Linked DNA regions of Homo sapiens: region 1 is linked to region 2. Evidence: chromatin loops called from intact Hi-C (ENCODE). Cell type or tissue: gastrocnemius medialis. All regions are shown on one strand. Each heading gives the region's core, and the rest is flanking DNA. Links, peaks and the distances in the headings are about the cores only. Region 1 overlaps PTPRG (protein tyrosine phosphatase receptor type G). Region 2 overlaps PTPRG (protein tyrosine phosphatase receptor type G).

Evidence for each region. Hi-C counts contacts between places; a loop is a spot of excess contacts. Peaks named below come from ENCODE experiments on the same cell type or tissue, not always from the same donor. Only the 100,000 strongest peaks of a DNase experiment are listed, where the experiment ranks them.
Region 1: a loop joins it to region 2, with 2.0 times the contacts of the local background. A loop is called at or near these places in 1 of 110 quality-filtered maps.

What each region holds. Positions count from the first base shown.
Region 1 is chr3:61,672,919-61,686,964 of GRCh38, reverse strand. All of the region lies in intron 1 of PTPRG (protein tyrosine phosphatase receptor type G), which reads right to left. LOC124906245 (a long non-coding RNA gene) reads right to left here. Exons shown (of 2, transcript XR_007095942.1): 1 at 1-14,046. Among named protein-coding and RNA genes, the nearest start is that of PTPRG, 120 kb to the right of the region's middle. RefSeq lists enhancers at 362-1,097, 6,239-6,738. In gastrocnemius medialis, for the core only: no CTCF peak of the experiment used is centred there; DNase peaks (open chromatin) are centred at 2,358, 3,379 and 3,694; H3K27ac peaks cover 4,167 bases.
Region 2 is chr3:61,836,116-61,853,066 of GRCh38, reverse strand. All of the region lies in intron 2 of PTPRG (protein tyrosine phosphatase receptor type G), which reads right to left. Among named protein-coding and RNA genes, the nearest start is that of PTPRG, 280 kb to the right of the region's middle. In gastrocnemius medialis, for the core only: no CTCF peak of the experiment used is centred there; DNase peaks (open chromatin) are centred at 4,136 and 4,776; H3K4me3 peaks cover 502 bases; H3K27ac peaks cover 4,633 bases.

The sequences.
Region 1 (14,046 bases), core at 1-8,000, 170 kb after region 2:
AAAGTCAAAGTATAAAAACATGGACTCCTTATCTCACCTCTTCCCCATACCTCTCAAGACAACACCAACCATTAATACCATGATGCTAAAGATAATCCTGTATGTGTCCCATAAAAAAAGTAGCTTTAACTAAATACCGTTGTACGCCCTGCTTTTCCCCCACCTGATTAACAAGGCTATCTAGGGAAATAGAGATTTCGATATACAGACAAACATATGTATCTGTTCATAGGGCAATGCTTCTCTGATTGTAACATCTGCACATATGCCATTATTTAGCATAGTATAATTTATTAAAACAGCCCCTATTAATGGGCTGTCAGGTTATTTCCAATCCTTTCAAAATCCAAACACTGATGCAAGGAATAACCTTGACATGAGTCATTTTGCACTGTGGCCAAGTACATCTGTGGGGCACACACCTGGGGGCAGAGTTTCCTGATCCAAGGGTATAGGCAAATCTAACTGTGATGGACATGGCCCAGTCGCCTTCACAGAAGCTGTGCTCATTTAAAGTCCCCAATAGTGACGTCTAAGACCACTCATTTCCCCCAGTCTCACCAACTACTCACGGCACAGGCCAGTTCTAACATGAACCCTGGCACAGAGAACAATGGTAAGTATCAGAGGGCTAGTATGGGCCAAATTCTCTTTGCATTCATTCCCTAGCTCCAGCTCTATCTGTCACATGACAGCAGAGCCATTAAGTTGACAGGCTTAGTGGGCAGAAAGAGCTGAGGTCCCATCTCTGCCACTCCTGAGGTAAGTGGTCCTAGAGAACCTTAATATTTAAGTTCTCTAACACTCAGTTTCCTTACCCATCAAGTGGACATGCATGCATCTCGGTACTAAAACAAATGTAAACAAGTCCCTCCCCACGCAAGACCACGGGAATGAGGTAACGAGCACCAAGTGCTCCTCACGGTGCAGGGTCCTGGCAGATGCTTTGCAAATGTTCAGAAGCACGGCGCTCCCACTCATACCCCAACAAGCGGTAACTAATCTTTCCAAGCTCAAAAGAGAACACGGCAATAAGAAATCTGACACCATTATATGCCAGGTTGCCAGGAAATGCCCTCTCCTGTGCTCCTCAATGTGCCAGCAGTCAATTACACTGACAAAGGCCACACTCTAGGGGCAGAGACTAACAGGATACATTTTCATTACCTTTTTATTATAGTTGATGATAAAATGCTGTGTAGGAAATAAACTACATGTGACAGAAGTAAGACAGAATAGGGACCCCAACACAGATAGTGGAGGTATCTCTAGCTAGCCCTAGCAGGGGTACAACTTGGAGCTCCCTTCAGCAAAGAACTTGCTACTCAGCTGCAAAGAACCTTCAGGTTCCAAGCAGCTTTTGTGTCAAGGCAAAGCTCTTCCCCAGCCAAGGGCTGCAAGGAGTCAGGGGTACTACTGGGGTCTGCCTGTTTCTGTCCACTATGGCAGATCTGCAGCACATTCTGAGATTCTCCCTGTCCAATCCTGCTTCTTCCCTTTACTTCTGCTACAGGCACTAACCCCCAATGAATTCCTTGCACTGCTAACTCAGTATCTGCATCCCTGAGGTAGTCAGATCCCTATTGGGACCATCAAGGACACTCTTAATTTTAACCAACCCTCTTCTCCTCCCTGGTCAGACTTCCTTTCTAACCAAACTAACTTGCCCTCCACGATAAGGCATTTGATGTCTTCCTTCTCCATCAGTGCGCCTGTTTGCACAGGCCAGTTTCCTTGTCTTGAACTCTTCCTGCCTCCACTGATAATTCCAAATTCTCAACATAGTAAGTGCAAGCACATTGCCCAATTTTTTAAATGTACTATCTCGTTTAATCCTCATAACCACCAGATGAGGGAGGTAGGCAGTCTTGTACTTAAGAAAGAGAATGAGAGAGGCGGAGGAGCGGGAAAAGAAAGAAGGAGAGCGGGAGGAGGAGTAACAGAGAGAGGGAGGGAGATGGGGAGAGAGAAACAAAGGCTCATCTCCAGGAGACTAGACTTGGGTTAAATAATTTGTCCCAAGGTCAGTCAATGGCAGGGAAGGGATTCACACAGAGGTGTCTCTGGTGACAGATATCACGATCATCTTCACCACCCCATATTGGTTCATTTAAAACCTGGTTCCCAAACTCAACTACTCCAGGAAGCCTTTCCCAGTCAACTGTAAAACTCAGATTTCCAAGTACCTTGGAATCTCACAGGCAAGTTTTAATCTACATTAATCCACATTTGCTAATTCTTGGTTCTGCAATTGTTCTAAGCTGTTTCACATGGTCCAGTTTTGGCTCCCAAACTAAGCTGTAAATGCCCCAGGATCAGAGGCCCCCGCTTTTATGACCTGTGTTTCCCACAGCCTTGGGTAATGGACTTCCCGACTTCCCACAGTAACAACCACACTGGGCTTAGAAGCTCCTGTCAGATGTTAAGACAGAGCCCCTCTGGGCTTGGACGTGTTCCCTTTGTTTCTCTCAATATCACTGGAGTGTGGCAAATACTGGCTCAGAGAAAACCCACACAGAAATGACTATATTTTTAAAAAGGGCTGTAAATGTTCCAAACCAAAAGATGCCAAAAGAAAAATCAAAATGTATGCTCACCTCAAAAGAACAGGCAACCCGCTCCCTAATGAGCCACATACAGGCACACAGATGTGTCCCGACAGCACAGCCTGGAGGGGAGCTGGCAGCAGCATACTGATGTGGAAACAAAGGTGAGATCCCCCACCATCACCACCAGCATATACACTCCCATAGGGGAAACAGGACAAGTTGTGACCACCTTACTACTCAGAAGGCAAAACTTCTGTTGGAGCTACTCTTAAAAGTCCAGGAAACATCTCTGATAGCCTATACGAGACAAAGGAGACAACAGTGGCAAACGGAAGCATGACTCCCTCATAGCTGTTTAGTCTCCAGGGAATCTCAAACCAGTGTACAACTGCAAGACCATGTTTATGTCATGCTTGCCCTACGGTACCATGGAGCTGGGATGAAGTTACACATTTCTAAATGTTACCAATATATAGCAACACATTCTAATCACAGCCCCAAGACGATAATCACATAATTTCTACTTTGTGCATACAGGCTATTATTAAACGCCTAGACTCGAATGGGAGGTCTCCTTCATAACTAAATTTACCAAGTTTTTAAAGTGTGGTTTTATTTGCTCTGCTGCTGATGCCAAACTGTAGCCTCAAGTCTTTCACCAATGTTTTTCAAGAAGGCTTCCAATATTCAAGTGACGGTGAAGTCATAAGTCGAGAGAGAGCTCAAGCACGACAGAGAACGAAATATATCAAACGGAAGAAAGGAACACTATGTCCCATGAAAAGGAAAACAATTCAAAGGGATTTCCAGTTTAGTTTGGCTACTGCAACCATGGTTTTAGAAAAGGCCACAAACTCAAGAGTGTTCCTGAGACGGCCAAGTAACCCCAAGGATGAGGGAGCTGTTAAGTGTAGAGAGGGATTTGGCTGCTTGGTTAACTGAATAGTATGGGAACCACCTATTTCCTAAAAGGGAAAAAAACACATCCTTGACTTAGAATCGAAAATTGACCCTCCACAGAGAATTGACTACTATTTCTAGGCCAATCCACAGCAACAGCTGTTACCACTGCCTCATTTACATATCACCCATTCAGAAAACTGTCCTGAGTGACTGACGCCATTCGGCTCTGCTGGCCTTACCCAGAGTTTCCAGGTTGGGACTGCCGTCAATTATCAGCCCAGCTGTCTTCGGCCATTGTGCTGATCTTTATAGCCTGACTTTTGCAATGCTGACTGAAAAGAGCAATTCAACTTTATGGAAAATAAAAACACCTCAAAGATTCCATAATGACTCACTTTTCAGCCCAGGTGTGACATCCCTGTAATTAGTCAGCAAGACACCTTGAGCTTTGTTAGGCCTAAAACCAAATCGATTTATCTACCATAGAGGAGCTATTCATACCACGTGGAAAATTAAGGAAGGAAGAAAGAGAGAAAGAAAAGCTTTCCACTTAAGGACAATTTAGCTAATAGATCACATATGTTCAGCTTTGTCTTCCCCTTGCCTTTTTCTGGTTTTAAATTTTATTACCCTGGGGCATTTGCACAAAACAGAATCTTCTTCGTTGCTTAGGAATTAATCCGCCACTGCTGTTTATTCCTCATTTGAGTCATAATCCTCCATTTGTGACATCACAATTAGCCACTTGTGGTGATGATTATAATGTCATGAACAAAGGATTATGACTGGGAGTTGGAAACAAAACAGCAGGGTCACTGAAAGCTGGGCAAGGAAGTTCTTTTCAAATAACCATCCCCAGGAATCAAGAATTGAGGGGTGGGAAAGAAGAACAGGATAGATAAACTAATTGGAAAAAATCCACCTTTGGACAGAAATGATAAATGAACCAGTAGTTCTGACCTAGTGAAAAAACACAGAATGAAGTTACCAGCTACCTTTTTCCTCACTGGCCCACTTTATTAAAAACTTTTTTATGTTTAACTTTACAACAAATGCCTATGTCCCCATCACCCATACCCATTACTGTCAACATTTAACAGCATCTGCTATATAAGTCTCTATGCACATATTTATTCCTCAACCATTTGAGAATAGCTTGAAGATATCATGCCCCTTGGACCCCAAATACTCGAGTGAATTTCTTAAGACAAAGACATTCTCGTATATAATCATAGTAGAATTATCAAATTCAGAGAATTTAACATTGATATAATATGGTCTAACTTATAGTCCATGTTTGCAGTTCACCATTATTTCCAAAATTCATTTCTCATTACCAGTTCACTTTTTTTTTTTTTTTTTTGAGACAGGAGTCTTGCTCTGTGGCCCAGGCCCAAGTGCAGTCACACAATCTCGGCTCACTGCAACCTCTGCCTCCCAGGTTCAAGTGATTCTCCTGCCTCAGCCTCCCATATAGTTGGGATTACAGGTGTGCACCCCACGCCTGGCTAATTTTTGTATTTTTAGTAGCGAAAAGTTTTCACTATGTTGGCCAGGCTGGTCTCGATCTCTTGACCTTAAGTGATCCACCAGCTTCAGTCTCCCAAAGTGCTGGGATTACAGGAGTGAGCCACTGCGCCCGGCCACTAGTTTACTTTTCAGTCATCAAGAAAATGAAGCCAACATCTTTTTTCAATTTTCCTCCATGGTCAACAACATTACTAATCCAAAATTCAGGAGCTTAAAAAAGTTAAATCCAGAGCAAGAAAAATCATAATGGCTACTGTTTATTTGGTGCTTCCTACATGCCCATATCAAATACTTTACATGTATTATCTCATCTAAACCCTATAGAAATTCCATGGGGCATGAGTCCTTATAATCCACATTTCATAGAAGAGGAATAAAAACTACCCCAGAGAATGAAGCATATATTGGGAAATATATCAAGGTGAAACAAACGGCCGAGTCCTCTCTGTATGACAATGCTTCCTCTGAAGAGCTGAATTCATGCTGGTCCTAGCAGGCAGTCTGACATGAATAGATTACGAGATCCAGTCAACCTTCAGGACAAACTGAAAGCAGACCAATACCCCACTGTAAATGAAGGCTGCAATTAAAAATGCAGATTGCAGGGTCAAGGCTGATTGTAATGTTTCAGCATTGGATCATTACAGAATATTCCAATACACATCCTGCCTCTGAGCAAGTTTTGTGGTTGGGTGTGTGGTGGGTAGTTTCTGTGGCATTATTAACTGCCTATTTAACAGATCCAGGAATGCCATTTATTCTAAACGCAGAGTGAAGGTTTTAAAAGCAAGAAAAGAAGCTTTTCACAAGCTAAAAGCTTTTAGGATGGGATGGACCTTAAATTGCCTATTTCACAGAGACAGAAATGGCTCCAGGGAAGTTTGGACATTGTTACTTTCTTCTTCTTTTTTTTTTTTTTTTTTTTTTTAGAACATAAAGATATAAGATTAACTCAATCTCACTAAAAAGCAAAGCTGCTCATCTAAACCGGTTTTGGAAAGGAACAAAAATTCACAACCTAAAAGCCATGACCGCATTTGAAAATAATGATTTCCATACAGCTCCTGTCTCCCACATTTTAAACACATCCCACTGTGCACATGGCATATGCCATATACAGGTTCCCAACACCCAGCAAGTTACACAGCAGGCACCAAACACCAACCGGGTGCCAATAACCCTAGTTATTGCCTGCTGTGACCCTAGTCATCCCCATCCCCACCTCCCTGCAACCTGTACCACACCTGATAACCAGAAACAGCTCTAGGAAAAGTTTGCTCACCAATATACCCTGAAAGCCTATACCAGAGGCTGGTTTTTCCATGCCCTCTTTTTTTTTTCCCCCTTGATCTCCTATTTTTTTTGTATGATTTTTTTTTTTGAAGGACAGAATGAAAAACTTCATTCAAAAGTAGCCAAGGGTCACCCACATATTTTGCCAGGCTCCCATGCTGTTTTTTTGTGTTTTTTTTTTTTTTTTTCATAAAGCTGAATAATTGCCAACATGTTAACCTCAAAACGCTGATGTTTCTGGATTTGGATTTTTATCTAGATTTCTTGCTTCTCTTGATACTCAGCCTGGGCAAGAGTAGGAGCACATTCATGCAGGCCGATGCTGGTGCAGGTCCAGCCACCCTGAGATGAGGCCCTCTCCCTTTCACACCTCCACCTACCCTGCTTCCCTCACTCTACTTTCCTTACCGCCAGCCATCTGAAGGCGACTTCACAATTAACTGTCTGGACAGGGACTCTTTGGAGAGTGAAAGGGGGCACTGTTAATAATTACACTTGGACAAGCTGGCATTAATGGGGCAGATGGCCATCCTATTGGGTTGCCCGTTTTGGGTCTGGCTTCAATTCCCTGCATCAGGTACGTCTTTGTTCTGTTCTGGCCCAACTGCTCTGGTTTGCTCTGCTCATCAGTTTTGCTTTGGGATTGAGAGAATAGGAAGTTTTAATGTCTAATTAGTAAATTGCTTAAGGGGACAATCGAAATTGAGAAAGAGAAAATGTTCCAGTAGCGGGGCAGTTGAAGAAAAGTGGGACAAGCCGAAGAGAGTAAGGTGTCAAGATTTTTACTTCTCCTTGGGATCACTCTTTACTTCCCACTGCATTCCATTTAAACCCTGTGAACCTCAGGCCGGCTGAGGTCTTACTCACTGGATTGTGGGGTTTTTTTGCTTTTCTGTTTTTTTGGTTTTTTGAGACAGAGTTTCGCTCGTCGCCCAGGCTGCAGTGCAACGGCATGATCTCAGCTCACTGCAACTTCTACCTCCCGGGTTCAAGTAATTCTCGTGCCTCAGCTTCCTGAGTAGCTGGGATTACAGGCGTGCACCACCACACCCAGCTAATTTTTTGTATTCTTAGTAGAGACAGGGTTCCACTGTGGTGGCTGTTCTCAAACTCCTGGACTCAAGTGATCCACCAGCTTTGACCTCCCAAAGTGCTGGGATTACAGACGTGAGCCACGGTACCTGGCCTTATTCACTGGAATCTAATGAGATATCTTAAGATCATACTGTTAAGGTTCTGCATGTACTGACCAGGGTCATTCCGTGACTTATAAGCCTGGCTCTTGGTCGGGCTGCTAAATTTCTGGTACCTTTTAATGAAAAACACCACCAAGTCCTCTGAAACTGAGCAACTTCTCAAAACCCTAGCATGCATTCTGTCCTCCTGACAGGCTGTCAAGATCTCCTTTTATAATGAACCCAATGCGCAGTTGGGCTCCTTGCCAAATGCGATGGCCATTAGTTTGAAAACAGTTTGAAATGCTCAAGCTTTGGAGTCATATAATCAAAATCAATTAATGTATCATTTGGGAGTTTGTATGTACAGCCATCCCTGAGGCAGCAAGCTTTCCAGACTCTGATTTGACTGTGGCCCAATCTTGCCATGTTTCTACCAGTCTCTCAATCACGTGAGACCAGTGCCCTTTGTGAATATTCTTCCCTCTCCTAGTCAAATAAACTTAACTTAGGATGACTGTCGTCACTTAACGGGGGGAAAAAAAGCCATTATTGCAGAAATGCTTTCAAGGAAAAAAAAATTGCACATAATACAGAGATACTAATGAGGGGTGAGCATTGGGAGGCCTCCCAAAACTTAGGTATGGGGGATGCAAATTCAAAGAGACTATTGGGTATTACAATGGGCATTTACTTTTGGAGAACAAAAATAAAGTTTTAGACAAACAACCAATAGAAAGAGTACACGTGTTTGGGGTTATTTGTATAATAAGTATCAAAATGGGACATGATTATGACACGTCTGGGAAGTAGGTTGGGTGCTGTTTTTCTAGAAATGTGAGATGCCAAGCGGAGACGCCTGGAAGCCAGGATGGGAAATTCACGTTGATCTCTCGGCCAGGGAACTTTTTACCAGGGATGAGGCCATCTTGTCTGGGGATGCTCCGAGCTGGAGAAATCAAAGATGCAAAGACAGAGGGTACAGCTACAATGGACTGCACTTCTTTCCAAATAAGAAGGGAATGTGGGGAGATACCATCAGGTTGTTCCCGTCAATTCCAGCCCCACCCGACTCCTCCGAATTCTTGACTCCCCTGCTGTGTATTCAGACACCTCTACTTGTAAAGACTAGACAACTACGCCAGACATTGTAAAACACATGTTGACTATTTCTTCCCTGGACAACACATGAATATCTATCGCTTCCTTCATTTTTTTAAACCCGTCGGGCTACCCCTTCAAGTATTCAGAACAGTTTTCCCAGCTGTTAGTTTTCAAGTGTCTTTTAGAACGACAGTCATTTTCCATTCATCTTCCATCTTCCTTTGGATTGCGGGAGGGCAGCCACACGCATGCCTTTGGTTTGCTTATGAGACTGGAAACAGCACGAGCTGAGCTGGATGATCCCAGCCACAGCCCCTCATTCACGGCACTGTTTGTCTAATGATGATAAAACATCCTCATCTGCCCAACATCAGGACTCTGCCCCAGTTCTGCACACAGCATGTTGTGTTACCAAATGTGGTGTCTGCACCTCTGGGTATCGAATTTCCCAAACAGCTTTCATAAATTTTAATTCATGAGGAAGGGGTGTACACAAGCTACCTTTTGAAACTGTACCAGTCACTTCCCTTCCCCTCCCATCCACGGCCCAACACTCCTAAGGACTCTTTATAACTGACTTATGGTCTAGGTGTGCCACATCAAGAGGGGCTGCCGATTTCCAGAAATCACTAGCTTAAAAAATATATCAAATAAGCAAGCCACTCTACCACTCTGGGACCCTGTGCATTTGAAGCTTGGTTTGTTCCAAATCAAAGTAAGAACAGAAAATAGAAAATCGGCAAAATTTAGCTATTGCAGCACAGAGAGAAAAGGAACTTTTAGACACATAAGCAATGGGCAGGTTTTAATCACAGGCCTAGATCTATGGCTTTTATATGCACACATTATAATTAATAAGTAAATATACATCTACCAAAAATTCATCACTGATTTATTGGGATCGTGATCCAAGCCACTGAAAGGGTTAATTAACATGTCCAAAAAATCTATATCTAGCTGTGCAACTTTAACTGAACAAGTTAGTTTCTCTCACTGTCTAGGCCTCGTTTCCTCACATGTAAAGTGGGAAGAATAAGAGAGACTGCCTCTGATGGCCTTCATAAAGATTCAGTTGTTTAAGGTAGGTGCCAGGTATAACACAGCACCTGTCCCACACTAAACATACATAAGAAGAGGTAGTGATTCTTTTTTTTTTTTTTTTTTTTGAGACGGAGTCTCGCTCTGTCACCCACGCTGGAGTGCAGTGGTGCGATCTGGGCTCACTGCAACCTCTGCCTCCTGGGTTCAAGCGATTCTCCTGCCTCAGCCTCTCGAGTAGCTGGGACTACAGGCGCCCGCCACCATGCCCAGCTAATTTTTATATTTTTAGTAGAGATGGGGTTTCACCATATTGGCCAGGTTGGTCTCAAACTCCTAACCTTGTGATCCACCCGCCTCAGCCTCCCAAAGTGCTGGGATTACAGGCCTGAGCCACCATGCTTGGCTAAGAAGAGGTAGTGATTCTTAATGTATTGTTTTTACCCAGGCTAACTGGAGGCTCACAGGACAGATAATACTCCTCACTCAGGTCAGGAGTCTCCATCTAACTAGCTATGGAAGCCAATAAAAGAAATTGGTGGTCCACATTCCAACAGTTACCCAATCTCTATCCTATCTGGCTCCAACTATCCCTGATGAGAGGAAGGCCTATAATAGCTCTCAGCTGAGAAATGGGAATTAGTAACTTATGGTAAATAAACAACAGAGAGATACACACCATGCATTAACTATCCATTTCCCGATAGATGTCTTTGGAAGAGTCACATGCAACCGCAACACGTTAAAATATATCAAGGCGCCAAGACATCGGGCAATAAAAATTACTTGATACACTAAATTGTGTGTGTGTTTGTGTGTGTGTGAAAGTAAAATATTCACTGGAATTACAGTGAAGTATTCAGAAAATGTACTAATTTCACAGACTTTAGTAATTTTCTTTTTTTTTTTTTTTTTTGAGATGGAGTCTGGCTCTGTCGCCCAGGCTGGAGTGCAGTGGTGCAATCTCAGCTCACTGCAAGCTCTGCCTCCCAGGTTCACGCCATTCTCCTGCCTCAGCCTCCCGAGTAGCTGGGATTTCACGTGCCCGCCACCACACCCAGCTAATATTTTGTATTTTTAGTAGAGACGGGGTTTCACCGTGTTAGCCAGGATGGTCTCGATCTCCTGACCTCGTGATCTGCCCACCTCAGCCTCCCAAAGTGCTGGGATTACAGGCGTGAGCCACTGTGCCCGCCTAGACTTTAGTAACTTTCTAAACAAAGATTTTTCATGATTGTTTTGTTAACTAAGGCGAAATACTAGCCAGTATCTTCTGTTACTGTAACTCCAGATTCCTTCTTGGGTAGTGAAAAATAAATAAAAATTTAACTTACAAATGCCTTCTTAAATAAATGACTGGACAAATTTTCCTCTATTTCCAAGAATGGTCGAAAAAACTGAGAACAGACGTATCTAACAATAGGATACTGGTTCAATTATTAATATGATCCATGCTACCACGGAATGACACATGCCTCTTAAGAATGGCATTGGTGTGAATGTGTAGATCTGGGGAGATGTTTATGGCTTACTGAACACTTTAAAAAAATTTAGGAAAGATAATTCAAAATGTATGCAAAAGCAACAGTATAATAAACCCTCATTACTCATCTGCAAAAACTATCCTCAACTTAGGGCTAACCTTGTTTCAGCTGAAACATTAGCCATAGGCCTCACCTCTCCCCTTGGTTATTTAGAAGCCAACATCAAATACCATATCAATTATGATATTCTACTAAATGGCAGAAAAAAGACATACAACTGCCTAGGAAGCATAATCCTGTTATTAAAAGATAGCCAAAAGTACATACATAATAGGGGGAAAAAAGACTGTTTACCTAGAAATGCTAACAGTGATACCTGTGGGTGAGAAAAATACGGGACTCAGTTTCTGGCTGATATGTTTTAATCAACTTTTTCTATCATGAACCATATATTACTTGCATTATAAAGACAAATTAAACTTAACATGTCCTTAAAATAATTTAGTATCATAAATGAAACAACCTCAACCATGACTTCCACTAATAATACCCAAATTTACTGCTAAATCTTATTTTTCTATATTTTCCTAAACCTTACCATTCTAGCCTAACCCATCTCACATCCTCCATCCTCCGGAAAAGTTATCCAAGCCACCAACATAAATGTATCATTAAGGGGAAAAAATTAGAGATATATGGAAATATCATTTGCATAAAGAATATTGCTTGCTATACATCATATGCCAATTTTTACTAGAAAAGAAATTGTTATTCAAAAAATGGTAAGAGTTGATGGAAATTTATAGGGCAACAGCACTGAGTGACAGACATCTGTGGTAGGGTAATGCTAGGCTGTTTCTTGCTTTGTTGATTCAACAATCAGCACTGAATGTCTCCTGTTCTAATTTATTTTAACTTCTGCTTAATTAAATGCACAAAAGAACGAATGTGTTGGATTTGGGGATTTAAAATGACTTTCACCCAGCTGTTTTTAAATGCACTAGGAAATTTCTTGAATATAATTGTTCTTTTAGAGGCAAAAAAGCATACTGTAACCATGACACTCACACAGAGGGGAATTATCACCTAGTGACACTGGCTGACAACTTGTAAACAGTAATTCCCACCCAGAGTTTGAAAGACATTCCAGGACTTTTCCAGCTACCTCATGAGGTGATGTTAAAGTTACAAAGAGAAAGGTCAAGATAAAATTATTTTTAATTCATTTTCAACCAATTCAACAAACAGCTGCTCAACAAACATCTGCTAAACCAAACAGAAGTCAGCAGCACATCAATCGAATTTTTTGGACAACTGGGGAATCGTCTCCTACCTCCCACCTTTTTTTAATGGAGTATTTATAGAGTACTAATATGGCTTTTTTTTTTTTTTTTTTTTTTTTGAGATGGAGTCTCACTCTATCGCCCAGGCTGGAGGGCAGTGGGGCGATCTCAGCTGACTGCAGCCTCCACCTCCTGGGTTCAAGCAATCCTCCCACCTCAGCCTCCTGAGTAGCTGGGATCACTACTCCCTGCTAACCAATATGGCTTTAAACACATTAGGTAACAGTAGAATCCAAAACTGAAAGAGCGGGGAGCTGGAGATCAGTATCCAGATCTTTCTACTCAAGGCAACATTAACATGTCCATCTCTGAGACATTCAATAGGCTTTTCTCATGCAAAGCCATGTTTCTTTTTTTTTTTTATTATTATTATACTTGTTCTGGGATACATGTGCAGAACGTGCAGGTTTGTTACATAGGTATACACGTGCCATGGTGGTTTGCTGCACCCATCAACCCGTCATCTACGTTAGGTATTTCTCCTAATGCTATCCCTCCCCTACCCCACCCACCCCACAAAGACGCCAGTGTGTGATGTTCCCCTCCATGTGTCCATGTTTTCTCTTTGTTCAACTCCCACTTATGACAACAAGCAGTGTTTGGTTTTCTGTTCCTGAGTTTGCTGAGAATGAGGGTTTCCAGCTTCATCCATGTTCCTGAAAAGGACATGAACTCACACGTTTTTATGGACAAAGCCAAGTTTCTATTTCCTACCACATCTTAACATAAGGAATGTACATTCTTCTTACTCCAATCCTCCCAATCCAGTCAAGTGTTGCTCAGAGTTCAATAGTCAGAAAGGGGGTTAGATGATAAGAAATTACTTACTGGGTATAAGGTACATTACTCGGGTGGTGGATACCCTAAAAGTCCCAAGTTGATCACTCCATAATCTATGCATGTAACACAATTGCACTTGTACTTGCATAGATTTATACAAACAGTAATAATAAACTAGTACAAACAATAATAAAAGAATTCCATATTTTAAAAGAAGAACATGTAGAAATAAATTTGTACTCAGTGTGATGCCTAATGCCAAACTGGCTCTCAATAATAATAGCATTGAAATATATACCATCTAAGGTGTATCATCTTCATTTTGCAGACTGAGAACTACCTCAATGAGAGCCCCACTTTGTAAAGTCTTGAGCTGGTGTTTTATCCCATGGGACCATTCAGGCTCTTTGTTATTTACCAAAAATCTCTAACACAGAGTTTTAGAAATAACCTTTGCCAAGTGGCTCATCCACAGAAATTTCTATTACTTTCCAGAAAGCGCAAAGACTGTGATTCACATGCAGGAACAATTTTTGTTTTACATGCAGGGACAACTTATAGCTTGTTATTTATTTGTTTTATCTTTTTTCTTCCATTTTATTTTGAGACAGAGTATCGCTCTGTTGCCTAGGCTGGAGTGCAGGTGCCACGATCGCCACTTACTACAGCCTCGACTTCCCAGGCTCGAGTGATACACTCCACCTCAGTCTCTCCGAGTAGCTAGGACTACGGGCACGCACCACCACACCCAGCTAATTTTTTATATTTTGCAGAGACAGTCTCACCATGTCACACAGGCTGGTCTCAAACTCCTGGGCCAATCAAGAATCCTCCTGCCTTGGCCTCC
Region 2 (16,951 bases), core at 1-8,000:
GTCACTATCCTATCCCCTGCATGTAACACAACAGCTGTTACAAAGAAATCATTCAATAAATGGAATTTAGATGAACAGATGCAAAGAGGAAGGGACATGGATGTCAGGTAGGCAGTGGCAATCAATGTCTACTTTACTCATAAAGGTGAGGTCTTTGAGACGTCCAGCTTTTAGGACCTTTGCAAGTCCATGCATGTATGTCCATACGCGTTACTGAGATAACATTTCTAAAATAGGCCCCTGGAAACAAGAATAAATCAGGCAATTTTCATAAGGCAAACTGTTGCATGGTGCTTTCACACATGGCCCTCAAAGCTCAGGATCTCCATAGCCACCGTGAACTTGACAAAGACATAGGCACCATAATACAAAGACCACAAAGTAACCTAGAAATACAGAGTCTCCAATTCTATCTTGATTCTGCCTCTAAACCAAAGACTCATCAATTTAACTCTCTGGGACTCAGCTTCCATGTTCGTAAGAAACACAATATTTATCAGTAAGACCTCATCCCAATTATAACGTCACTGAAGCTGGATGCTAACAGTATATGTCCATGGTTTTTAAAAAACTCTTCAGGTAAGAAAATCCGAAGTATGCAAGTAGGTTTGTCTAAACATAGATCTGTGTCTTACTGTAAAATTCCATTTGTGAATTGTTATTCCAAGTACTGGACCCACCTTATAATCACTGTATAACATGCTTGAAATATAATTGTCATGACATATTCTCCAGAAAGGTCAAAATAATCCTTATTACAACTTTATAACTGACCATAAAAAGAGAAAGTCAGACCCCATCCTTCTTGGAAAGCACAGCAAACAAACAAAAATGTCTCCTTTTCAAAGATTATGTTTAGTGAAGGACAGACGCAAAGAGAGAGAAAAGTAGTATCAGCTAATACTGTATCCAAACACCTTAAAAAGAAATTAACAAAAATGGGTTTATTAAACTCCCTAAAATCTAGTTCCAAAAGAACTCAAAATATTTTACCATCAACCAAAAATACAGCCCCAATTGTATCAACATTGTATTAGTTATCTATTGCTGCATAAGAGATTACCTCAAAATCTAGTGGCCTAAAACCACTAATATTAACCTCATCACAGTTTCTGAGGGTCAGCCAATCTAGATAGCTATAATCATAAGACACTGGAAAATTACGTGACTCCAATTTAAAATGGCTGTTTAACATGAAAACTACTTTTTGAACTACCCCTTCTGATTTTTCACCTCCACAATTATGCTACTGAAGGCAAAGAGAAGAAACTGATTGTAGCAGCTGTACTAGAACCTCAATCAGAATATGTCTCTCTCATTACCAATAAGTAACAACAAACCCATCAAGAAAAGTCTAATAATTCCAAGACTCCTCATGACAATTCTCAGGCATTTTAAAATTTAAATGTGCTTTAAATGTTAAGTGTACTTCACCCTAATCTAATTCTATAAAAATAGATACCTGATTCAAACAACCCATTTTTCCACCATGCAAATAAATGAATATTAGATGTGAAAAGCACATTTGGAAAATGTTAGGTACGTTTATACAGATAAAGCACGCCATGAGATATATTGGTCAGTTTATTTGATGGCAGCTAGTATTGTATATTTTCTGGCCACCAAGCATCTGTATTCCTAAAAGCAGCTCGGTTTTCTTTTGTGTTAATATGTTTCCCAACTAGATCCTCTCTTGAGGAACCATTCAAACAGGGTATTCACCCTCCTATAAAATAGACCCATCCTACAATGAAGAGACTTTGAAATACAGACAGTGAAAAAGTTCTGATTAGATTCTTCCCTGAATCTAATCCTTTCTGAGCTGGAGTTTTCAGCTCAGCTAGAGATTTCCCCAACTCCCCTTTCTCCAACAAAGTCCATCTTTGCTTAAACTAAGCCATAGCAGCCTTCAGTTGTTTGCAACACTGACTGACAGCATAGGTTACTATGTATCATTTGTGGGCTCAGTCTTAGTACCATATAGTGTTCCTTCATCTGCCAAGGGCATTCTGCTATTGGTGAACAGGCAAAAAGAGGGAGAGTTACCGTTAACATTCTAAGAATCTTACCTAACCTGACACCTATGGACAGTGCTGGAGCCTCTCAGAAACCTAGTCACAGGTGCCCACGCAAGCTTCATCTTGCCAGAAATCACAGGAAAGCAAAATTGAGATGTACCTTTAAATATATCCTGTTTCATACAAAGGCATGTTTTGCTTTGCAAAAAGGATCTCTAAGATTTGCTTTAAGATGGTGCTCTCATTTTTGCATGTCTATTAAAATTTTAAATGGGTCTACCACAAACTGCAGCGTATGTGTACAAGGATGCACGAAGACAGATGTTGGTAAACTACCATCTTAATGTCAATAAAAATATAAACAATATAAACATCTAGTAAAGGAGAAGCAAATAAATAACTATAAAATAGCCACAATGTGAAAATACTGTCCAACAGTTTAAAACAGGAAGTATATACAAATTGAAGAAGATTAACATAAACAAGGTACAAATAGGACACATTTTTTAAAAGTATGAAATTCATATACACACATACACACAAAAACATATATGTCATACCTTCTATGTTTAAAAATATAAGAACAAGGATTGGGCACAGCGGCTCACGCCTGTAATCCCAGCACTTTGGGAGGCCAAGGTGGATCACCTGAGGTCAGGAGTTCACGACCAGCCTGGCCAACATGCGGAAACCCCACCTCTACTAAAAAATACAAAAATCAGCTGGGTGTGGTGGTGGGTGCCTGTAATCCCAGCTACTCGGGAGGCTGAGGCAGGGAGAATCGCTTGAACCCAGGAGGCGGGGGTTGCAGTGAGCCAAGATTGCACCATTGCACTCCAGCAGGGGTGAAAGAGCAAGACTCGGTTTCAAAAATAAAAAATAAAAATAAATAAATAAAAGAACAGGATATTAAATATTTCCTAAGAAAATATAAACATACATACACGTTAAAAGCAAACTAGTAGTATATGCACAAAACTAGTGCTAGCTTTTATTTGAGAAGAAGGGGAGAAGGGTCTGGGGTTAGGAAACAAGGAAATGAGGTTTGTATGAAACATTTCAACTTTTCGCCCAGAGAAAATAACTATGTATTGCTTAGAATAATTAAAAATCAATCATAAAAATAAAGTAGCCTTAAAAATTTAGTCCAACTCCTCTTAAGTCAACTCAGCTATCAGGACTTCGCAGAAACAGACCTAAAATAAAAGGAGTTTCAGCAGTTATGGAACGATGGCTCCCAGCAAAGTCTGTAGTTAAGCACCCCAGTCCTTCCGGACCTGCTATGGGTATACGCAGGATTTGTTCTATGTGTAGCTGTAGCTACTCCTCTGGATTTGTTCTATGTGTAGTTGTTGCTACTCCTCTGTAGCAAAGAAAAGAAAAATACAATGTCTCAGTGCATTTATCTTTTGATGACTGTGTGGGCTTCCCTCACACTGCATCATCACCTATTTCATTAAGTTCATCACATTCTCTCACTAATTAACCTTTAGCAGCACCTGGGCTTCAGTCAGCGAGCGTAAATCTCATTCCCATAACTTAGGGTGCGAGACTCTGTTTTATTTCAAATCCATCTTTCAGGGAGAGCTTTCAAATACGTTGAATCCTATAGCACTCTTTTTCATCACCTACACATATCTTTTCACCGCATTTCCAGTTTATAAAATAAAACCCTGTAAAATTATTCATGAAATTTCCCATGCTGCAGGTTCCCATAATCTATTCAGGTAAGAAATGCAAAAAACAAACCATCCACCATTATGTTGATTTGAAAGCATTAATTGTGGCCATGGTTTTATGAAGAATGTTATCTATTTCCATCCTGTACAAATTTAGGAGAAACTGTGGTTTCCTGTTCCAGGGTGTTGTCCAAAAATGACTCCACAGAAGTCTGCAAAAATAATCTTTGACGTTTTGTTTCAAGAGGAATACTTGGAGTGTTTCCCACTGAGAGAGGAAATGGGTTTGTCCCAACTGCAAAAGGCCCAGTGTACTCCAAAGACTGCAAGAACAAACGCAATTTAGGTTTGAACAATGTTTAATGAAATCATTATTTCACAAACACTCCGGGAAGGAACTTTTGCTGTGATATCAAACTGTTCTCCAGCCAGATGGCCTGACTTCCCTGAACTTCAGTTTCCTCAACTATAATGTGAAGATGAATTGAATTACCTGCCTCTTTATGAGATTTATTGTAAGGAATAAAACAAGTGCATTGTGCTTGGCAGAGTGCCTGACACATAGTAGGAGCACAGTACAGGTATTTTACACATGTATACATGTGTGTGGGTGTGTCTTCTCCTTTAATAAAGCATTAGATTGAGCATAAAGACGACTCAAGATATAGTATACTGAGCAATTTAGGGAAGAGCAAGTCTTTATATTCCATGTTCATTATAGGAACAACCTGGTTTAACAAAACGCATAATGAATAAAAATAGTCTGAAATAATTCTAATATGAAAAGATAAAATACATTTGCAAGACCTGATGAGTTGCTATAAGATATATTAAGATACTCTAAAGTATAACTCCACTTTGGAAAAGAACAGCCTTAACTTGGAAAAGATAAAAAATGCAAATGTTCCTTCAGCATTTTCCTTTAATTCTGACTCACTGAATGTGAAGTTTGCCAACAGAGGATTTCAGGGCCAAAATGGGCTGCTCAGAGGTCAGGCACACAAAGTGCTTTCCCTTGACCAAAGATCATACAGAGCCTGCCTAGGGCAAAGACTGCAGCAAGGCTGTGACTTCAGCCCCACCCAGCAGTCACAACCACGCGTGAAGGTGGGGGCATGGCGAGAGAGAGTGCAAACATGGAGGGAGGTTTTCACCTCTACCCCAAGCCTAAGAGGCTTTTCACTGCCAGTCCTGTAGCATGAGGCACTCCAGGACATGCACTTCAGCCAATGCAAAGTGTGCATGAGAATTGCCTACGTCCTCAGCCACAGCTCAAAACCAGGAAAGGCTCCAGGTTCCCTAACACTCATCAACTAGAGTAACAAACCCTTCATCTGCATAAGTATTTACAGCTCATGGCAGGGGACAAGGCGTCTCTGCAAATACTTTCATAAAGTCTGAGGAAGAAGACAAGGGGAAAAGCAAGCTGGATCCAAAGGGAAGCTCTCTATATAGAATGCAATTATGTAAGAGTTTAACAGTGGAAGCAGAATCAGAAATTCGTCCGTCACAGGACAGAAGGCTGTCTTAAGCCTCTGTCTGCATCTCTTCCAGAACAGGAAGTCTCTGTGAATATCTGGACATGTTGACCAGCCCAACTTTAAGGCAGAGATTTTTTTTTTCAAAGATCATTTATTTGTTTTGTTCTGGATTTCCAGACAAAGAACATGCTTCATACAATCATTTGAACCTCTTCTATCTTCTTGGCTTGAGTTTTTGGAGCAATGAGCAACCTGGAATCCCCGAAGGAGGGAGGTCTATTAGAATTTTCTGCAGTGATAGCCATGTTCAGTGTCCTCGCTGTCCAAGATGGTAGCCACACTGGCTCCTGAGCCCTCAAAATACAGCCGGTGAGACTGAGTGCATGAGTGTCCTGGGGTGCTAATAACAACACACCACAAACTGGGTGCCTAAAACAACAGTTGTTGTCTCACAGCTCTGGAGGGCAGAAGTCCAAGATCAAGGTGTCAGCAGCACTGGGCCCTTCTCAGAGCCATGAGGGGAAGATCTACTCCATGCCCCTCTTGAAGTTTCCCGTGGGCTGATGGCAATCTTCGGGGGGTTCCTTGGCCAGTAGATGCCTTGCCCTGATCCATGCCTTAACATTTGTGTGGTGTTCTCCCCGTGTGCTTGTATCTCCATCCAAATTTCCCATTTACATAAGGACACCTGTTATACTGGATTAGGTGCCCATTCTACTCCCGTATGGCATCATCTTAACTCATTATATCTGTAGCAACCTTATTTCCAAAGAAGGTCACTTTCTGAAGTACTAGGGGTTAGGAATTCAACATATGACTGGGGGAAAGGGGAAACAACTCCACTCCAAACACCGAAGAATTGAATTTTTAATTTTATTTTTCCATCTATTTGAATGTGAATAGCCACATGTGGCTAGTGGTTACTGTACTAGACAGCACAGTCGCAAAATATTGTCCCTCTCTCTCTATTTTTTGAGACAGGGTCTAGCTCTGATACCCAGACTGGAGTGCAGTGGTGCCATCTTAGCTCACTGCAACCTCCACCTCCTGGACTCAAGCAATCCTCCAACCTCAGCTTCCTAAGTAGCTGGGACTATAGGCATGTGCCACCACACCTGGCTAATTTTTCTATTTTTAGTAGAGACGGGGTTTTGCCATGTTACCCAGGTTGGTCTTGAGCTCCTGGGCTCAAGTGATCTGTCTACTTCAACCTCCCAAGTGCTGGGATTACAAGCATGAGCCACCACGCCCAATAAAAATATTGTCTCTCTTTCACTGTGCTTTTACCAAGAGCTTGCTGTGTTCTAGGTACTGTGGCAAGCTCTATGCATAGAAGGCACTGGTGCCACCAGTTACCCAAGGAGGAAGCCCAAGTTCAGAGAAGGTAAATAAGGTACTTTATTCAAGGTCAATGAGCCTCAGAGTCAGGAAGGGAATCCAGATGGGTGTTTTTTTTGACTCTGAAGCCTGTTTCTTGAGCTGCCCCAGTGGCTGTTTCCTTTACAATTTAAATAAGAAACCACCCTAGGACCTGCAACCGTCACATGGATGACTACATTCCTAGCTGCTTCTTATAGGAAGACAATTCATCACTCGGATATTAATTGCTATTGTACGAATTAATTACTTGCTATTGTAGCTTTAAGCCTTAACAATGTAACAATAATTGTCTCTTTTAAATTACAGGTATAAATAATAAAATACAGCAAATCAAATATTTCGAGCATTTATCAGAGATTAGACACCGTAGTGAGTGCTTTAGGCAGATCTTCTTTAATCTTCACAATAATTACTATTATTATCCCTATTTAATGGATGAGCAAGCTGAGGCTTTCAAAGGTTAAGCACTTTGCTCAAGGTGACAGCGCAAATTAATGTTACATCTGGAACCCAAATTCACATCCCAAACTGGGACCCTCCCTCAGTCTTCTGCACCCACTAAAAAACCTTGACAGTTCATTTCACCAAGCACCTATCAGGTATTTGGCAGGTGCCTTTTAAATCACTAATACTTTAAAAACACAAAAGAATAGGAAACAACCTCCACTCACAAAATGCTGGGATTTCAAAACTGTCTCCCTGAACCTCTGACATTTGATTTCGTACAACTTATTAATATACATGCTTATGGACCAAAAATAATGGAAAATACATTATAAGACATGAAATATTTCACAGTCTCCGAAGTGATTCACCTTGCAAAGCAGCCACCCCGTGTAACAGAGAACCAAAGAGAGCTTCCTTTTTTCATCTTCCACAATATACACCTTTACAGAGAGAATACTCCTTGAAGACATTTCTGGTGAGAGGTTTAACTCAAGTAATAGCTTTGCATGAGAGTTTAAGGATGAAGTATGTGATTTTAAAAACAGCATCATGGGTTTTCAAGGGGAAAATGGAAATGTTATTTCAAGTCCCGGGATAATAGGATCAATAGACATCTTCCCAGTGGAAACATTTGCCTTTGGCTGCCTAAAGCAACAGTCTCTGCTGTTTGCCTCAAGAGGCCACCCCACGGTTTAATTGTCCTCACTGTTAAGTTATTTGTCCTCATCTATAACCTAAAATTATTTGTTAAATTTCAACACGGTAACCACAAGCTGCTCTCCCATCACCTCCCTCAGTTTTCTGCACCCATTAAAAACCTTGACAGTTCATTCACCAAGCACCTACCAGGTATTTGGCAGGTGCCTTTTAAATCACTAATACTTTAAAAACACAAAAGAAGAACATGAAACAACTCCACTCATAAAATGCTTAAGGTAGGTTGCTGGGGAAAGTGTGACAAACCCAAAAGAAAGAGAATGACAAAATGAATGAATCAATTTTCCCTTTATTGATAAACAACCACGTAAGAACTGAATATTTAGCACGTATGTGCCAAGCACTGTAATAAGATTAGAAACAACAAATAAGGCAGATATAGCCTTGCCCTAGTTTATATAGTTAAAAAACCTTTCAACTATTGCCAGTTATTTGATGTAGGTATCCCTATTACTATCTAACCATTCAATGTCCCTTTAAAGTCTGATGAAATTGTTCTAGAAACTAGGGTTGCCAGATTTAGCAAATAATATACAGATGCTGGCCAGGTGTGGTGGCTCATGCCTGTAATCCCAGCACTTTAGGAGACCAAGGCGGTAGGACTGCTTGAGGCCAGGAGTTCGAGACCACCCTGTTCAATATAGCAAGATACGCATCTCTACCAAACAGGGGGAAAAAAAAAAAAAGCCAGATGTGGCGGCGTACACCTATAGTCCCATCAACTTGGGAGGATTACTTGAGCCCATGAGTTCAAGGCTACACTAAGCTATGATCACATGACTGTACTCCAGCCTGAGTGACAGGGCGAGACTCTCCCTCTTAAAAACACAGTAACAACAACAACAAAAACAGATGCCCACTTAAATTTGAATTTCTGATACAGGACAAATAACTTTTAGGATAAGTATGTCACAAATATTGAATGGGATTTACTTATCCTAAAAAATTATTTGTCATTTATCTCAAATTCAGATAAAATTCAAATTTAAGTGGGCATCCTGTATTTTATCTAGCAAGGCTAATACGCCATTTCATCAGTAGTGTCAACTTGCAATACAAATATAAAAACAGACTTTTTTTCAGCTGGGCGTGGTGGCTCACGCCTGTAATCCTAGCACTTTGGGAGGCAAAGGCAGGCAGATCACCTCAGGTCAGGAGTTCGAGGCCAGCCTGGACAATATGGTGAAACCCCATCTCTACTAAAAAATACAAATATAGCCGGGCCTGGGGGCACATGCCTGTAATCCCAGCTACTCGGGAGGCTGAGGCAGGAGAATCGCTTGAAACCGGGAGGCGGAATTTGCAGTGAGACGAGATTGTGCCACTGCACTCCAGCCTGGGCGACAGAATGAGACTCCATTTCAAAAAAAAAAAAAAAAAGAGTTGTAAAATGTGAATTTTCCAAGCTATCAATGACATGAACATAAACTATAATATTATTTTACTTCACCTGAAATTTGCAGCATTTTAAGTGCATGGAATTGGTGACTTGGAAAACTGGGTTTTTTGTTTTTTTTTTTAAAGAAATGTCCAGTTTTAAGAGATTTTCTGCTGGTGCTGACATCAACTAATAATGTTTTTACTTTCACTCTGTTAGAAAATGATTTGAGCTACGATTTCAGAGTTGTAAAGAAGGAAATTTTTCTAGTCACTGGAAACCTGCCGATAGAATAAACATTTTTGGTAGTAAAAAAAGAGAAGAAAATTGCCTTAGGGATAAACCTCTTAGTTTTGAGAAAGACTGTAGAATCTAGGAACTGCCAACATTATTAAAATATCTGACATACAACCCTAAGTCATCATTTTAACTTCTTCTTCACCAAAACTTTTCAATGAATGTTTCATTTTGCCCACCTTGAATTGTCTCAGGATACTCCCTGAAGATAGATACTATCTTACATTGTATTCATTTATATCTCTTATTTTTTATTTGTACATGGGTCTGTTTCTATGATCCGTGTGTATGTATGTGTGTGATATACATGTGTGTGTATATATACAATATAATAATCTATATTGGCAGTACCACACTGTTTTAAATACCAACTTTATTCTATGCTTTTTCTTACAGTATAAACCCTTGATTTTGTTTGTTTTGTTTTTTCAAGTTATTTCTGATGGTTCTTGCTTCAGATGGGCTATAGATTAACTTGGCCATTTTCAAATATTGGTGGGATTGTGGCTTATCAAAATTTAAATTGACATTCGGTAAAACTGGATTTTCTTTGCAGAATGAATCAATATGAAACTGAGAGATAAAAAACTTCTTCTATGAAGTGGGAAGTAGTATAAATCAGGCTAGAGCAACAGAGCTGTAAGAGAGATACCAGACATTTCATGAAATATAATTTGGATTTCCATTTGATTTGCAGTGGCTTGGGCATGTATTAATAATGATGGTGGCCGTAATAGGCTCTCAAATCTCAGTGGTTCAACAGAATAAAAGTTTGTTCTTAACTTATGCAAAGTTAGTAGCACAGGTATGGTGAGTCAGTATGCTCCCCTCCAGGTTGTCATTCAGGGACCAAGTCTCCTTCTGTCTTGTAGCTCTGCCATCCCCATCTAACTGGGAACATTTTATGGGTCAGGCCTAGAAGTAGTAAATATTACTCTGCCACTTTCCATTGGCTTTTTCTTTTTCTTTTTTTTTTTTTTTTTTTGCCACACATACATTGCCCTGAGAGGGTTTGAAAAATTCACTTTATCTGTGTCATCCAGAAAAAAGGAAACAAGTTGTGTTGTAGCAGTAGAAATCTCTGTTACAGCATAATTTAAATGTGTACTGCACATACTAAATGTAAGTTGGGTTGATTTAATGTGGGCCTTCAATATCTTTTCTATTATCTTTCCTCTCTTGCCCTGGAATACAAGGAGGGGAACATGTAATGAAAGTAAATCTGAACTGTCTTCCTAAAGGGACATTTCTGGTACTTTCGAAGGTGCAGACTGAAGACTTGAGTCAAGGATTGCTGCTCACCAGACTGGCGAGAGAGCATATAAATGTGTTTGTGTGTAGTGTGCATGTATGTGTTGCAGTGAAATTACAGCTTTCCAAGTGTATGGCATTGCCTTTAGAAGCAATAAGAAACGTTATTGCTGCTGAGTGATGGATGCACATAGAATTGTGATATTTGAAGGAGGAGGTTGCTAACCTTGGCTGTTCTGAACTAAACATGGTATAGGGTGTGATGCATACTCAGAGACAGGCTCATTTATCTCTTGTCCTGTTCAGTGCTGCATTGGTTCTTATAACTGTGTTTATTAAATAAAACTAGAAATTGCAATCCTATAAAGAAACATTTAGCTAAGGCTTTCATTTCTTGTATACTTATCAGGGTTGCTGTGTCACAACAAACTCTGTGCATACCATCTACAATGACTGTCATAGAGTTGTGTGGTGACCCAAGTTCTCTTGTTCCACCCTTCCACCATCGGGATTTTTATGGGTAATTTGCCTGAAATTTTTAACTCTTAGAGCTCTGGTACAAAAAGTCTGTTTTGTTTTGTTTTGTTTTGTTTTTGTTTTTGTTTTTGAGATGGAGTCTCGCTCTGTCGCCCTGGCACATTCCTTTATCGTCCTGTATTTACACATCTTTCTCAAGCAGCTTTACTATTCCACAGTAGTACTCTCTTTTTCTCTTACTTTCAGCTTATTTCACTTGGTAAATTGCCAGTGGACAGAAGCACATGACTGTTCTTTTGTGGTGCCATTTCCTAAGCATGAAAACATTTCTTAAGGGCAGAGGGGTAAGGTGGGGGTGGTGGTGGACGAGGGCTAAGTTTAATCACATCTTGTTTGACCTGACAGTGAAACGGATTCAATAAAAAGGTTTGAAAAGAGTCCACTTTGTACCTCCTGTTAGTTCAATGCCCCATTAGTCTGGATAATGACTTTATACCTACAGGACAAAGATATTTTTTTCTCTTTCTTTTAAAAGAAACAAGAAACCTCACAAAACTAAAATCACTGTAAAGAGAGCAACAGGCTCTTAATTTCTCCACCTAGAGAGTGCACCTGGCCGCCTCGCTTTAACTGATGGCTTTTCAGCAAACACATGACCTGGGAGAACAAATATTAAATAGAAAGGTTCTTTCCTGCTCACTATAATATGACTGTGTCAAGTATATATAAAACATCTCTTTAACATTTTTGGCGTAAACTTCTATAACGGTCCCAATATATACGTTGATGCTTTTTTCATTGTTAAAGTTGGTAAGATAATCAGTGGATGGAAAAGGGCATTATTAAGATAGCTACCTATCGGCCGGGTGTGGTGGCTCACATCTGTAATCCCAGCACTTTGGGAGGCCAAGGCCAGTGGATCACTTGAGGTCAGGAGTTCGAGACCAGCCTGGCCAACAGGGTGAAACCCCACCTCTACTAAAAATACAAAAATTAGCCAGGCATAGCGGCAGGCCCCTGGAGATCCAGCTACTCGGGAGGCTGAGGCAGAAGAATTGCTTGCCCAGGTGGTGGAGGTTGCAGTGAGCAGAGATCTTGCCACTGTACTCCAGCCTGGGTGACAGAGCAAGACCTCATCTCAAAAAAAAAAAAAAAAAAACAAACAAACAAAAAAAACTCCATCTGAAATTTTCTGTATCCTATATATTTGTTTACTTGTGCATTGTTTGTCTCCACATGACCTGTCCCTCCCCCAATATAAACTCCAAAGGTAAAAATATATTCTCTGTCCCATGTACCCACCCACAGAGTGCCCAGTCATCAATGATTCTTTGATAAAAGAATATTTATTCCTAGAGCTTAAATTAGTATGACCAAAGCAAGAAATCATTACACAATTCACACTGACATCATTTGTAATAAAACCCAAATCATCCTCATTACACACTTACAAAGTGCTTATTAAATCACTTTAATAGAAGAAAGCTTAAGTTTTTTGCCCTAAAACAATAAGATGCATTTGCCCAAATCATAATTCAACATATAAAGCATTTACTTCTTGAATTATATGGGCTTAAAAACCCTAATATTTTAAATTTTAAAGATTTAGTAACTAAAGAATACAGATCGAAATGGGTCCTGGATATTCAGACAGAAAACTAGCAAAAAATATTCTTAAGAATGTTAACTACACTTAGTCAAAAAACTAAAAGCAACCTAAGTGACTGAAGCAAAATCATATCAATAAAGTCACAATCACATAAATTAATATGATTTAGACATTACAAGTGCCTAGACCCTAATACTACCAGGAAATGTTTATGATATAATATCAAGGGGAAAATGCAGGCACACATCTAAATATATATGTGCATATAAACTATAAGTGTATACATAAATATATGTGTGCTATATTCTCTAAATTCCAAGACTCCATGAATTCTGAAATACGCAGTCATTTTAATAGCAGCTTTTTTGGAGGAAAAAGAAATAGTACCACATAAAATACACACAACTCTAAGATGCATTAGGATTACAAAATAAATACCAAATGCATTGAAGGGTGTGAGCTTTATAACGACAAAAAATGCTGTGTAGGCAACGAGGGGGAAGGGGGTGAGAGTTGAGAGGTGAGGGAAGCAGGTATGGTACAGAAAGAAAATTCAGAAAATGTCCAAAGCAATTCTTTTTCCCTAATGTAATTAATTGCGATTTTATTTCTCTAAATGTTTATTTTCCAAATTCTCTATATGGAACATGTGTTAGCTCTATAACCTTAAAATAGACTTCATTAAAAATATTTTACAGGCATTTTTTTCAAATACGAAAGTACTGTTGCTATATAGGTCTATTTTAAAGCAAATTCCTATCTTTTCAGTTCAAGTCCCAACTCTGACAAGGTTAGTTTAAAATGTTTTAAGCTGTGGCTCTTGGAGCTGGTCCTTCCCAGAAATTCCAGCCTTCTAGCAGCTGAAGAATATTAACTATTTTACTTTAGTTTGTTTTTGCATTTATCTTCCTTGTTGATCTGGGGCTTCCAGGAGCAGCTGGACATATTTTTAAAGAAACAGAACAGTATCATAGAATAGTCTCTTGTGTCTACTACATTCTGTGCATCTAAAATAAGATTCATTCTACAGAGGCCAAACTCTAATCTACCGAACAGTAAATATTTTTCAGGTGTAATCAACTTAAGAGCTATTTAAATATATTTAACACATTAAATAAGCTTTTCCTGCCTCCAATAAAAGTAATTTTCTGTGAAATTTCTTTTCTCAGTGATGTTACTTTCTTTAAAGCCCCTAATTGAAAGTTTATCTATTATCTTAAAGGATATATGCCTTGTTGGTTTTAGATTTGCTTACAATATTAAAATTTTTCTGGTAGGAACACATAAATCAGAGACCTGAAAACTCCTCTCAATGCTTATTGAATTCATAAAGCTTTGGTTTTGCAGACATTTTAATTAATATGTGCTAACTTCACACTATTGTTCACTTAAAGACTAGCCTATTAAGCATGAAAAGCTTAGATTTTATATAGCTCCTTTTAAAATGCAAACTCTCAGAATTCTGGAAACAAAGACACTAATAACATGCTATCAATTTTATTTACAGAAACATAAGACAAGAACTAATTCCAAATGACAGTTTTAGCAAGAGAAAGCAAATGAAGAAGAAAAAGCTCAGGGAGAGTGGTAAGAATACCCAATATGTCACTTTTTGACCAGTCATTTGATATGGAACATTACAGTGTTATTGAAATAAAACTTAGTCAACTATTTTTAAAAAGTCATTCTGGTATTTCGTTCAAAAGGTCCAAATACAAGCAGATTTATACCATCACTTATTTAACAGACTGTTTTTATTTAAGGGATGCCCAGCCATAAACTGTTGAAGAGTTTTAAAGGAAAAGCCTGATTTTAATCACCATGTGGGGCCAAAATATCACATTGTGGGCACTCTGTCCATTCACACACATGAAAAACTTGAAGGTATGATGAAACTTCAGGGAGGTTAAATTTGGCCATCTTATTTTGAAACTAAATCCAAAAGGGACCTTTCAAAGGGAAAAGAAACTATATAAACCTGTCTAGTTTTGGTGGCCTAAGTCTCCAGTCAGGCCCAACTTCTAGGGTTAATTATTTGAAACCAAAAACGATTCTTCAACTGATTTCAGGTAGATAACCCAACAGCACAACCTTCCCCATTTAACTATTTCTCACATACTGAGTTCAGGACAATAATTCTGAGCACCTTCACCACTTGTCCTAGAAACCAGCTTTTAGGCCCAGTTCCCTCCCATTCACCATCTGAAATCTCAGGGCAGTTGTTTAACCATCCCGGTGTTGTGAACTTAATTGTGCCTCCCCTGCAACATTCATATGTTGAAGCCCTCACAGGGCTGTATTTGGAGACAGGGTTTTTAAAGGGGTGAATAAGGTTAAATGTGGGCAAAAGTGTCGGGGGCCTGATCCATTAAGGCTGATGTCCCTGTAAGAGGAAGAAGAAAGACAGGGAAGGCCATGTGAAGACACACAGAGAAGGTGGCCATCTCCAAACCAAGGGGAGAGGCCTCAGAAGAAAGCAAACTTGCAATACACTGATATTTGACTGGCAGCCTCCTGCACTGTAAGAAAGCAAATTTCTGTTAAGTCACCCAGTTTGTGGTGTTATAGCTGCCCTAATGGACTAATACATCTGGTTTCAATGTCTTCACTTATTTTCAATAATCCCTCAAAATTGATCAGTGAAAGCACCCTCAAGTGAAAAATATGGTACATGTGTACGTGTACAGACATTCCTCATCCCCTTCCTTCACCTCAAACACAAAAATCCAGGCTAAAACCTTGCTATTGTTCAATCAATGCTGCTGATCCGCTCTTGTCTATGACGTACTATTCAGGCTGCACCTCCGTATTCAGCCTTTAATAGTCTAGTACCCCCTGCATGCCGAACATTCAGCAAGACATGGGCAAACAGGAGCCCTGCTTGTGACTCAACTTCCAGTTACTTTACTGTATCCCACATTTTAGGAGATATTACTGGGTAACTGTCAAAAGGTCAAGATCTAAAGATGAAAAAGCTGGATTCAGGTTGGGTGCGGTGGCTCACACCTGTGAATCCCAGCACTTTGGGTGGCTGTGGCAGGCAGATCACTTGAGGTCAGGAGTTCGAGACCAGCCTGGCCAACATGGCAAAACACTGTCTCTACTAAAAATACAAAAATTAACCAGGTCCAGTGGTTCACACCTATAATCCCAACACTTTGGGAGGCCAAGACAGGCGGATCACCTGAGGTCAGGAGTACAAGACCAGAGTGGCCAATATGATAAAACCCATCTTTACAAAAATACAAAAATTGGCCGGGCATGATGATGGGTGCCTACCTGTAATCCCAGCTACTCTGGGGGGTGAGACAGGAGAATCGCTTTAACCCAGGAGGTGAAGGCTGCAGTAAGCCGAGATTGTGCCATTGCACTCCAGCCTGGGCGACTGAGCAAGACTCCATCTCAAAAGAAAAAAAAAAAATCAGCCAGGCCTGGTGGCGTGTGCCTGTAGTCCCAGCTACTAGGGAGGCTGACGCAGGAGAACTGCTTGAACCCGGGAGGCAGAGGTTGCAGTGAGCCGAGATTGTGCCATTGCACTCCAGCCTGGGTGACAGACAGAGACTCCGTCTGAAAAAAACAAATAAAAAAACAAAAAACAACAACAACAACAAAAAAACTGGTTTCAAACAGAACTTCACCCATTTACAAACTGCATCATCTTCAGCAAGTTATTAAAACTTACTGCACCTCTATTTCCTCAACTACAAAGTGATGGCAATAGATATTATTATCTGATATTCCTAGTTCAGGCCTTGATGTCAATAATGTCTGAGAGGCATTATGCAAAGTACCCGGAAGGTAGTAAGAGCATAGTAAATAGTAGCTGCTATATTTTATTATCACTATCCCTAAGTAAAGCTGGCCTCCAGGAGACAGGAAAGGCTAGTGTCTTGTTTGGAACTGAGCCTACCATCTTTGTAGATCAACACCAGGCCTCAAAATGTTACAACTTTAAACTGCATTACTTCAACCACTTTCAAGCACTTACTATGTACTACACACTCAGAAAACAATGAGGAAGGTGAGGGGTACATGAATCAGAGAGGTCAGAGGGTAGTGGATGAACAGAAAAGGGCTATGTTCTATAACAAAGGCCTAAACAAAGAACAATGGTTTGGAAAGAGAAGAGACAAGGAAGGTAAAGACTTACCAGTGATTCCTACACATAGCTGTAAGAACAAAGAGCAGGCCTACAAATATCCAAAGAGCCATTAATC